Linked DNA regions of Homo sapiens: region 2 is linked to region 1. Evidence: read pairs that join two places in POLR2A ChIA-PET (ENCODE). Cell type or tissue: OCI-LY7. All regions are shown on one strand. Links, peaks and the distances in the headings refer to the core of each region. The heading gives the core; the rest is flanking DNA.

What was found. Peaks named below come from ENCODE experiments on the same cell type or tissue, not always from the same donor. Only the 100,000 strongest peaks of a DNase experiment are listed, where the experiment ranks them.
Region 2: POLR2A ChIA-PET joins it to region 1 with 6 read pairs; 4 of 35 experiments call an interaction of 5 or more read pairs at or near these places.

What each region holds. Positions count from the first base shown.
Region 1 is chr14:71,370,040-71,375,427 of GRCh38, forward strand. The region is part of intron 2 of SIPA1L1 (signal induced proliferation associated 1 like 1); the gene reads left to right. Among named protein-coding and RNA genes, the nearest start is that of SNORD56B, 26 kb to the right of the region's middle. In OCI-LY7, for the core only: no CTCF peak of the experiment used is centred there; no DNase peak of the experiment used is centred there.
Region 2 is chr14:71,589,063-71,594,450 of GRCh38, forward strand. SIPA1L1 (signal induced proliferation associated 1 like 1) reads left to right here. Exons shown (of 24, transcript NM_001386936.1): 5 at 1-308. Among named protein-coding and RNA genes, the nearest start is that of SNORD56B, 190 kb to the left of the region's middle. In OCI-LY7, for the core only: no CTCF peak of the experiment used is centred there; a DNase peak (open chromatin) is centred at 3,069; H3K4me3 peaks cover 370 bases; H3K27ac peaks cover 1,083 bases.

The DNA.
Region 1 (5,388 bases), core at 263-5,262:
TATCAGCTTAAGGAGATTTTGGGCTGAGACGATGGGGTTTTCTAGATAAACAATCATGTCGTCTGCAAACAGGGACAATTTGACTTCCTCTTTTCCTAATTGAATACCCTTTATTTCCTTCTCCTGCCTAATTGCCCTGGCCAGAACTTCCAACACTATGTTGAATAGGAGTGGTGAGAGAGGGCATCCCTGTCTTGTGCCAGTTTTCAAAGGGAATGCTTCCAGTTTTTGCCCATTCAGTATTATATTGGCTGTGGGTTTGTCATAGATAGCTCTTATTATTTTGAAATACGTCCCATCAATACCTGATTTATTGAGAGTTTTTAGCATGAAGGGTTGTTGAATTTTGTCAAAGGCTTTTTCTGCATCTATTGAGATAATCATGTGGTTTTTGTCTTTGGCTCTTATTTTTGTGGTATTCTTGTTTCACTATTGGGATAGACTTTTAAAGACAGGTGTGTGCATTGCTTAAGTGTAACTCCTTTAGTGTGACTGCTGTATAATTGCCCTTCAGTAGTAACACCAACACAACAGTAAGGGGCAGTACTTATTTTTGGTGGCTACTAAGAGCTTATTATACATATATGTACTAAGAGCATACATTATCTCATTTCTTCATGTGGGTGTTACTCAGGTGAAGTTGAAGCGTTTAGAAATGGAGAGTCAGAGAGGCCAACTTGCGTGCCCAAGGTCAGTTATGAATCTAGGATTCAAAGGTCTTGATTCCAACTGTGATGCTCAACAGTCGCCCAGGATTTTGCCAAATCATAAATGGTACCTTGTGTCTGTGACATCACAGTTTAGTTTCTATGTTATTTATATTTGTATATCTTGTTTTTAAATAGTAATAATTTAACATAAGCAGAAATAGTCCAGGCTCTGCAGTATCTATTCTATAGAAAGTACTTATAATAAAAGTGATATACATTAATACTATAATATAAAGGCAAATACTAAATGAATTTAATAATAAGAGTGGTATTTTGGAGTGAAAAAGGCCACTAAATGGGGGAAGTTGATCTTTAATTCTATTTATTAAATAACAGGATGACCTTGATAAATAATGCTGTTTTCTCATTGGTGACATACTATTAGACTAAGTAGTTCACTTTATATTTAATCAGCCATTATCCTGAGTATTATTAGTGTGAATAAGAAATACTTGTTAGAACATTGGGCAGTGGTAATCAAAATGAATTTCGAAGTGGAATTGTAGTAATGGTTGCCTTACCTTGAGTAATGATAAGGACAATATTTCTGTAATGGATTGTTTATTCATGAAAGATGAAAGATTAAAATGGTCTGTCTCTACTGATGAAAGTAACAGAAGGCAGCCTCAAAGTTTATTTTTATTTTTATTTTTTTAGAGACATAGTCTTGCTTTGTCACCTAGGCTGGAGTGCAGTGGTGTGATCTCAGCTCACTGCATCCTCGACCTCCCTGGCTCAAGTGATCCTCCCACCTCAGCCTCCCAAGTAGCTGGGACTACAGGCATGTATCACCATGCCTGGCTAATTTTTGTTTTGTTTTGTTTTGTTTTGGTTGGGACAGGGTTTCACCCTGTTGTCCAGGCTGGTCTTCAGCTCCTGAGCTCAAGTGATCCACCTGCCTCTGCCTCCCAAAGTGCTGGGATTACAGACCTGCAACACCGTGCCTGGCCAGAGTCTTCAAAGCATATTAAAATATCTATTATTATTTTATTATAGGCATAATTGAGTGTTTTATGGAGCTATGGATGGTTGTTTCTCAATAATGTTCACTATAATTGGAGTTTAAGCAAAGGTATGGTTTCACATGTATTCTTTGTATACTCTTGTGTCACATTTCACTTGAGTGGTAAAATAAAACAGTTCTAAGTGGCATAGTCTAGAGGTCAGGTGATGGTGTCAGCCTCTTAACCCTTACTTGATCTCCTTAATGCATCTCAAGTTTAACATGATTGCTGAATGGTTGAAACAAATCTGATGAACTCAGACTTATTTGCTGAACCCTTTATTTTATTAAGAGGTTAGAAAATATGAGAAACCACAGTTCAGATATTATGATACTGTCTCGTTCATGGTTTTAATTTTTTAAAGGACATGTTTTTGGTCAGTATATACTGGGTGATTGCCTGACAGAAGAGAATGAGTATGCTGGCTCACCTTCCTGTGTAGACTTGTGCACTCAGAATTAGTCAGCTTCCAGGAAGCAATTGGGTGGTAATGACTTTTAGTTGCTATCAGTATGCATAGATTCAAATAAAACCTTGGGCATTCTGCTCTGAACAATACATTTAAACAAAATTCTCAATTTCTTTTTTTCTCCCGTATCCAGATTAATTTACTTGAATAGACTCAGAAACAACATTATACTTTATTGCCATCTACAAGGAGCTGTTTTTTGAGATGACATTCCTCTTAGAGGAATTTACTTCTTTTTCCAAAATTTACAATTCGCTATTTCTGTCTGTGTTCTACATTTACGTTTTCAGTACGTAGAATTTAAATATTCATGTACATTCTGTCCTAGTGACTAAGGAGCATTATGTAAGGAATTTTTCTTCCTCTTTCAGTATATTGACATCACATTCCTTGGCCTAGTATTCATTTTGTGTTTGTATTTCAGTGTAATCCTAACAAGTCCATTCAAGCAGTAGTTGAACCGAGGTTAAGTGGTATTATGGTTGTTTGGCAAGTTATAGCCATAAACACTTACTTTTAAACACAGAATGGCCTGGGGTGTCTGTAATATTCAGTTGCATAATCACAGATTATGCTTTACAAACACAGGAATAAGTACCTGGGTCACATAAATCTTCAGTGAGAAATTGCTCCAGAGGATGGAGCCTACATCTGTAGAGTTCCCTTGAGTGTTTTCTTAGGTATATTAACATTTTTCATTTAATTGAAATGTTTCTGATTGGATGGAACTGTGGATAGTATTTTAGAATTTCCAGATAATCTCCTAACAAACATCTAAAGGAATGGGTTGAAATGTTACCAGTGTTGGGCTGGGTGCAGTGGCTTATGCCTGTAATCCCAGCACTTTGGGAGGCCGATGCAGGCGGATCATGAGGTCAGGAGATCGAGACCATCCTGGCTAACACGGTGAAACCCCATGTCTACTAAAAATACAAAAAATTAGCCAGGCATGGTGGCACGTGCCTGTAGTCCCGGCTACTCGGGAGGCTGAGGCAGGAGAATCACTTGAACCCGGGAGGTGGAGGTTGCAGTGAGCCGAGATCACGCCACTGCACTCCAACCTGTGCGACAGAGCAAGACTCCGTCTCAAAAAAAAAAAAAAAAAAGTTACCAGTATTGGACGGGTGTGGTAGCTCACGCCTGTAATCCTAGGACTTTGGGAGGCCGAGGTGGGCGGATCACTTGAGGTCAGGAGTTTGACACTAGCCTGGCCAACGTGGTGAAATCCCGCTTCTACTAAAAATATAAGCAAATTAGCTGGGTGTGGTGGCTGGCGCCTGTAATCCCAGCTACCCGGGAGGCTGAGGTGGGAGAATTGCTTGAACCCAGGAGGCTGAGGCAGGAAAATCGCTTGAACCCGGGAGGCAGAGGTTGCAGTGAGCTGAGATCACGTCACTGGACTCCACCTTGGGTGACAGAGTGAGACTCTGTCTCCAAAAAAAAAAAAAAAAAGTTACCAGTATTTAAAAATGTATATACTTTTCAAAATTTTATATTTTTTCTCCTCTCTTCTTCCTTCCTGATACCTTTGTGATTTGAAAGCTATTTAAAATGAAACCCTGGTTGGGCTCAGTGGCTCATGCCTGTAATTCTAGCACTTTGGGAGGCTGAGGCAGGAGGATTGCTTGAGGCCAGGAGTTCAAGACCAGCCTGGGTAACATAATGAAATGTCCCTACAAAAAGTTAAGAAAAAATCCTTAGACTCAGTTCACCCTCTGCACACTGGCTGGAGTGGAGTTTAGAGTCATTCTGTTTGAAATGACTGGTAAAGTGTCCATTCAGGGCAGCTCTGCTATGAATGCAAGGAAGTGGTCTTTGGAGCTCTTGTGTAGTATTTGAAAGTACTTCGTGTTACTGCAGACAGCCAAAGAACTGAAATAGAATGCCTGTGATCATGTTTAGAAGATCCCATGGGCATATTGTATATTCTTTAGAATGATGTCAGTATTTTTGACAAAATTTTTTTACTTAACTGCCATTTGCAGTATTTATCAGGAAACCGGAGATATTTGATATAGGACTGTTTTTGTAGTATTTTACTAAATGCTTTTATTGAACGATTCATTCTTCAATTTATCAGTAAGAGTTAATTTTTTGTAATTATTTATATACTCTTATATGTTTTATTCCAACTAATTTTGTCGGTAAACTTATTTGGAGAAATCGTATTCAGTTAAAAGTATTTTCTTGATAGAGCCTTCAAGGTTGCACACTATAGATTTTTATTTATAGTATTTATTATTTTTTATAAATCTATAGTTTTATTAAGACAGAAACTGACAGTGTGGTATGAAGTTTACATTTAAACAAAGTTTTCACAGAAATCTAAAGTATATTATTTTTAATTTTTAATTTTAGTAAAGTGGTCATGCCTGGTTTAAATTGTAAGTAAATAGTAATACAAGGCTTGGAAAGAAAAATTCCTATGCTGTATGCTTCCTGCTTCTCTCTCTGAGGCAACCGTTTTGAAAGTTTTTTTTTTTTTTTTGCTGTTTCTAGTCGCATTCACTGCCATATATCTAAATAATATATTTTCACTCCTATAGCCTGTAGTTTTCAATTGCAAACATTATATTTTGACTTCTTCCTATACAAGGTAAGGATTTGGCTCCTCCTATTTCCCTTTCCCCATCCTCTCAATGATAATTTTACCTAAGTTTTGGTCAAGCCATCATTCAGTATTTACAGTATTATCATTTGAATGTTGATGACAGTGACCACAGAGTTTTCAGTGATCATAATTTCTTTCTCCAACTGTTTCTCCAATAGAGACAGACCATTTTATTTGCTTAGCTTTCTATTTATCAAACAATAATTTTGTTCTAAATATTCTTATAGAACTATAACAACTCAAAGGGTAAAGCAGATTAGAGAATTCTTCAGTTCTGGTTTTCTCTTGGCACTGTCTCTTTCGGGGTTCTGTGTCCTGTTGGTTCTGAGCTGCTTGCTTTCTAGCCTCTGGGGAGCTGCCATTTTGGAACTTCTTTTTACCACCATCTTGGGGATTCTCTTGGGCTTTTTCCTTTGGTGGACTTTCTATTTCCTAGATTCTGTGTGGTCATCTTTCTTTATTTTCCCATTTTGGTGGGAAAGAGATATATAAGTATTAATATATACCAATATCCATCTGCCCATGAGTGGGATTTAAAGCAAACTTTTATTTCCTAATTGTCTGCTACTAATATGTAAGAATATACTTGATTTT
Region 2 (5,388 bases), core at 295-5,294, 220 kb after region 1:
CCTCAGCATGGACCAGGGAGATGATAAAAGCAATGAGCTTGTAATGAGCTGTCCATATTTTCGGAATGAGATAGGTGGAGAAGGGGAGAGGAAAATCAGCCTTTCAAAATCAAATTCTGGCTCCTTTAGTGGATGTGAAAGTGCCTCCTTTGAGTCTACCCTTAGTTCCCATTGCACAAATGCAGGAGTGGCAGTACTTGAAGTGCCCAAGGAGAACTTGGTGTTGCACCTAGATAGAGTGAAAAGATACATCGTGGAACACGTAGATCTGGGTGCATACTATTATAGAAAATTTTTCTACCAGAAGGGTAAGTAGAGATCCTTTATTTCTTACATTTTCTTTTGCAGTACTTTCTGAAGAAAAGTACTGTATATTAAGATATTTATTAACAATGTGACATAAGATTTGCATGTCTTATCTTTCTTGATGGTAAAATAGCTAAATAACCATTTGCTCAATTTATTTCTTTTTGCATTTTTTGAGTTACTTTCTCCTTTCAGATATATAAATGTCTTGTATGTTAAATAGTACTTTTACAAATAAAAAGCCCCTTTGACTTAGCGATTGAAATTATAGTCTTTGTTGTACAGTAGATTTGCTGTGTCACCTTTAGGGATAAATATACCAAGTTGAAAATATTTGAAATATAGCTGTTGTTTAAGGATTGCAAAACAGTTTTAATGCTACTTTCATTTTTTATCACTTCCACAGTAAGTACAGGAATCATTTCTTTGCTGCTTCAATGTTGTCATCAGTAGGTGGTAATTATAATATATTCCTGTCCATTTACAGGAAGTATTGTGAAAACAAATTACATTATTTGACAAAAGTCACAGAGCCAATAAGTCTCAGTGCCAAGAATCAAATCTCGGTCTTTGAGTAGAAAAGGCACTGAAGAGAGAAGTACCTTTGACATAAGGGCCACTTCCTTTCTAATCTTTTCTTTGAGTGGGAGAGTAAAAAAAAAAAAAAAAAAAAAAAATATATATATATATATATATATATATATATATGTACACACACACACATATATACACACATATATACACACATATATATTTGAGATTATACACAGTTTTATCTCATACTTTTAAGAAAGACCATTGTGATTTACCGAAAAGTAAGTAGTATAAGTGAACCCTTACAAGCTTTTTGAGCAGCGTTAATTAAGGAATGAGTTTAAGTCATCCAGGTAGACAAACGAGGAAACAGGATGCTTACCCACGAAGGACATACCTCTGTGTTCCATTAGCTAGATTGGTCATCTCTGTAGCCAAGTGAAGAGGCCTGTGGCGAGAGGCTCCCTGTCTGCAAGCTATTCTCACAGTGTTTTGATTTCCACTGTTTTGGGGTTTTGAATGGTATTTAAAATTATTTAAAATTATTGAATGGTATTTAAAATTATGAGTGAAGTTTAGTTTCAAATATAGTACTCATAGCTTTATAACAATTGCTTTAGAATAAAGCATATCTTAATATTACTACATGATAGGTCCCATTCCAGAAGGCTTGTTGACGGAAACAATCTTGTCTCGTGACTAAACATCCATGTCTCATTCCTACATATCTATAGCGTGGGTCTTGGAATCAATATGTATTGCATACCCTGATGTCATTTTTAAACATTTATCTTCTCAGAATAATTTTCTGAAGTTTATATTTTAGAAATTACATCTCTGTTACACTGTCCTTTAAGGTACAAGGTTTCTCATTCTTGCCAACTTGGCATTTGGGGGTGCGATGATTCTTTGTTGGGGTAGCGTGGAGTAGGGGGCTGTCCTGTGTATTGTAGGATGTAGGATGCTTAGCAGCATCCCTGGCTTCCACACTATTAATGCCAGTAGGTTTTCCTCCTCCCTCTAGTTGTGACAGCCTAAAATGTCTTCAGGCATTGCCAAATGTCTCTTAAGAGGTAAACTAACCCCTAGCTGAGAACCCCTGCTTTACTGTACCTGTGCAAATTTTCTGCAGGTGTGTCTGAGCTGTCGATAGGTGGAGGCAAAATGGCCTCCACCCAAAACTGACACTGAAACATATTAGTTATAATCTAATTTATGTAATAATGGGTACTTTTTTCCTATTAGGCAGTATAATAATATTATTATAATAATGAACATTTTGGGTACTTACTGTGTACCAGGCACTGTACTAGGCATTTGCTATGCCACATTTTCTCATTTCAATCTCTTGATGCCCAGGAAGGTAGGTACTATTGTTAACCTTATTTTCCAGTTGAGAAAACTGGAGCTTAAGTGATAAGACTCTCATGGAGCTAGTAAATGTTGGAGCCAGGCTGTCTGAACAGAGTCATGTTCTTAATCACTGTTCTCTGATCTCTGCTAGGTTAAAGAGATGGAGAATCTTAAAGTATTTTATCTTTCAAAAGTCTGGAATAAAAATGTGAATGCCTAGATTCCAGATTAATCCTGTTTGTTCATAATAACCTCATAAATCTAATACCCACTAATCCAGTAGTTACTAACTTGAAGCATGGAAAATACCCTTTTACCCAGCATAATTGGAACTAGTGAATTGAAAATATCAACTCAAGCAGGGAATTGTTAAAAAGTATACATTCAAACTGTTTTATTATCATTAACACATATAAGAATATGTTTGCCAAACTCTTGTGAGACCAAGGGCTTTTCTTTGACAATGATTCTACTCTTTTAAATTCTTAATTGTGTTAATAGGCTAAACCATAAGAATAAAAACATAGAGACTAACAACATAATCTGAGTACAAAATCTTAGATTTCATAAATTTTTTCTCATTTTTTCATAGCTGTCCTGCCCACATTTAATCCAACAGCTTTCTTTTTAATGACTTGCCTTTATTAAGTTTGTATAAAGCCTTAGTTTTTAATAGGAACAACGTTTATCTTTTGTACTCATATTTCATCAGCTTTCATGATTAAATTTCATAATTAAAATAGCAAGTCAATTGGTATAAACAGCTCACTCTTTGTCAGCATGAGGTCCAGCTGGCAGGAACAGAAAGTATGTATGGCACCTAGGGATCACCCACTAGACTGCTAGTGCCATTGGGTATTTGTCAGCATGGTTTGCAGGGAAATTATGAGCAGTGGTTAATCCAGGAAGTTGTTCAGTGGAAGTCAGTTACACAGAGTGGTTACTGTAAGAGCTTTTCTTGGGCCACACAACTTTCAAGTCAGACAGGCAATTTGTTACAGTATGATAATATACCACAAATAGTGGCTCTGGATAACAAAATTTGGAGCAGAAATTAAGCTCTGTAAAGTATAAACTGTACATTTTAAAAATTGTTGTTTATACTTTTATATAGTATAAAACATATCTAAACAAACAACTCTGTCTTATAATAGACAACTTTGATTCACTGAAATTAGCAGACTAACTCATTTTTCCTAATCAGAACCTTAAAGCAAGTCTTCTTGTTGAAGGAGTACATCAGTGTCAGATGTAATTTATCCTCTAGCACCAAGGTGTGGCAGAGCTGACCTGGCTGTCACTCAGCCGCTTATCACCGGGTAGTTTCCATTTGGCTGCCTAATGCATTCCTGACTTCACTGTGGCTAAGTCTCAGGTGGGGAGGGGGTGGAGGGGGAGTACTTTACTAAAGTATGCTATACAGCTGATATTATATGTAAAAATCATATTTGGCTGATGAAGCTATAATCACTTTATTATTATGTTGTTTTTATAAACATTATTTTACAAATTTAGACTTCAGAGGCTATTTTAGTCCAACATAGAAGCCAGGTCCATTGCTGGAAAAATACTGGATCAGTAGAGGAATCCCATTGTTTGTATTTAGTAAAATAAGCAACATGCCATTGATGCTTTTCTTTCCAGTCCTTTCTCATGCCCACTTCTCTTTGCCATTTTGCTAGTGAGTGTATGTTTATATTGAGAACCAGGATTAAATGACAGTAATAATATAGCTAACATGCATCATGTTACTTCTTTGTACTTTATTGAGTTCCTCACTTAATGCCCATTGGACATTAAGGTGGATCTGTACTGGTGATAGAAGTCCAAGTGATAGCCACATCCTCCTTATGGAGGCACAGACTAGGCAGTAGGGCTGCATTCAGATTAACCTGAATTACTTATCTTCCTTTGAGTATGTATGTGTTTTGTGTTATTTATTTATTTATTTATTTATTTATTTATTTATTTATTGAGACAGAGTCTCACTCTCTCACCTACGCTGGAGTTCAGTGGCACGATCTCCGCTCACTGCAATCTTTGCCTCCTGGATTCAAGCGATTCTCGTGCCTCAGCCTCCCAGGTAGCTGGGATTACAGGTGTGCAGCACTGTGCCAAGCTAATTTTTGTATTTTTAGTAGAGATGGGGTTTCACCACGTTGGCAAGGCTGGTCTCAAACTCCTGGCCTTAAGTGATCTGCCTGCCTTGGCCTCCCAAAGTGCGGTATTACAAGCGTGAGCCACCGTACCTGGCCTTTTGTTTTCATTTAGATAGTCACCATGATCAGAGTACTAAGGAAATTTATAAGTGGAAAATACTAAGTTATAGAATAATTATAATGTTGCCTATATCCTGCATAGCTTGTTGAGGAGGAGACCCTTTCCAAGCCATTACTCATCTTGGTTTCTGTGGCCCCACAGGACTTCTTCAATTTTGCACCGAGTGTATAATTGTCTATGAAGTGTGTTCTCCTTGAATCCTATAGAGAGGAATGCATTAATGAAGACAGAGGAGCCCATGGGCTCTTGGCAGTGGCATTTGTTGCTCCACTGATCAACAGTGTTGATAGGCTTGTCTTCATGGTAGGTGGAGTGTTACTCTCAAAGTCAAGTTACTGAAGATGCTGTGATAGGGAAGGGCCTCCCTCTACTGCACACTGCCCAGGAGAAACACAGTATCTGGTCTGAAGCGCATCTAAGAGTATTTTCCCATTCCTTAAAAGAGGGACGACTAATGCTTATGCACCTAAATATTCTTTGGATAACTGTAAGCCACCAGATTTGATTGTTCTTACTGTTCACCTTCCTTCTCCTCCTCCTCCATTCCAAAACACATACAAATCAGGTTGAACAGTGATTGAGGAGACAAAGCACATTTCAGTTGCTGTTTTCTGTCTTTACCTCTCACCCTCTTGTAATCAGCCATCTTTAACATAGTTTCTTTAGAATACCACACTTATCTTGATTTGTACTAAAGTTACAGCTTTAGCACTCTCATATACTCTCAATTTTGCTATCAAGAGCTGTTTTTCAAGTTCCAGTCTGTCAAATAAGCATCATTAAATAGCTGTTATAAATTTTAGTGGATTATTTTTTAGTGCATATAGAACATCAGGGAATATGATTAGCTAAATATATTTCTAAAATTGTGTGCTTATTTTGTTTATTCAGTTTTTTTTGCTTTTTAAAAAATCC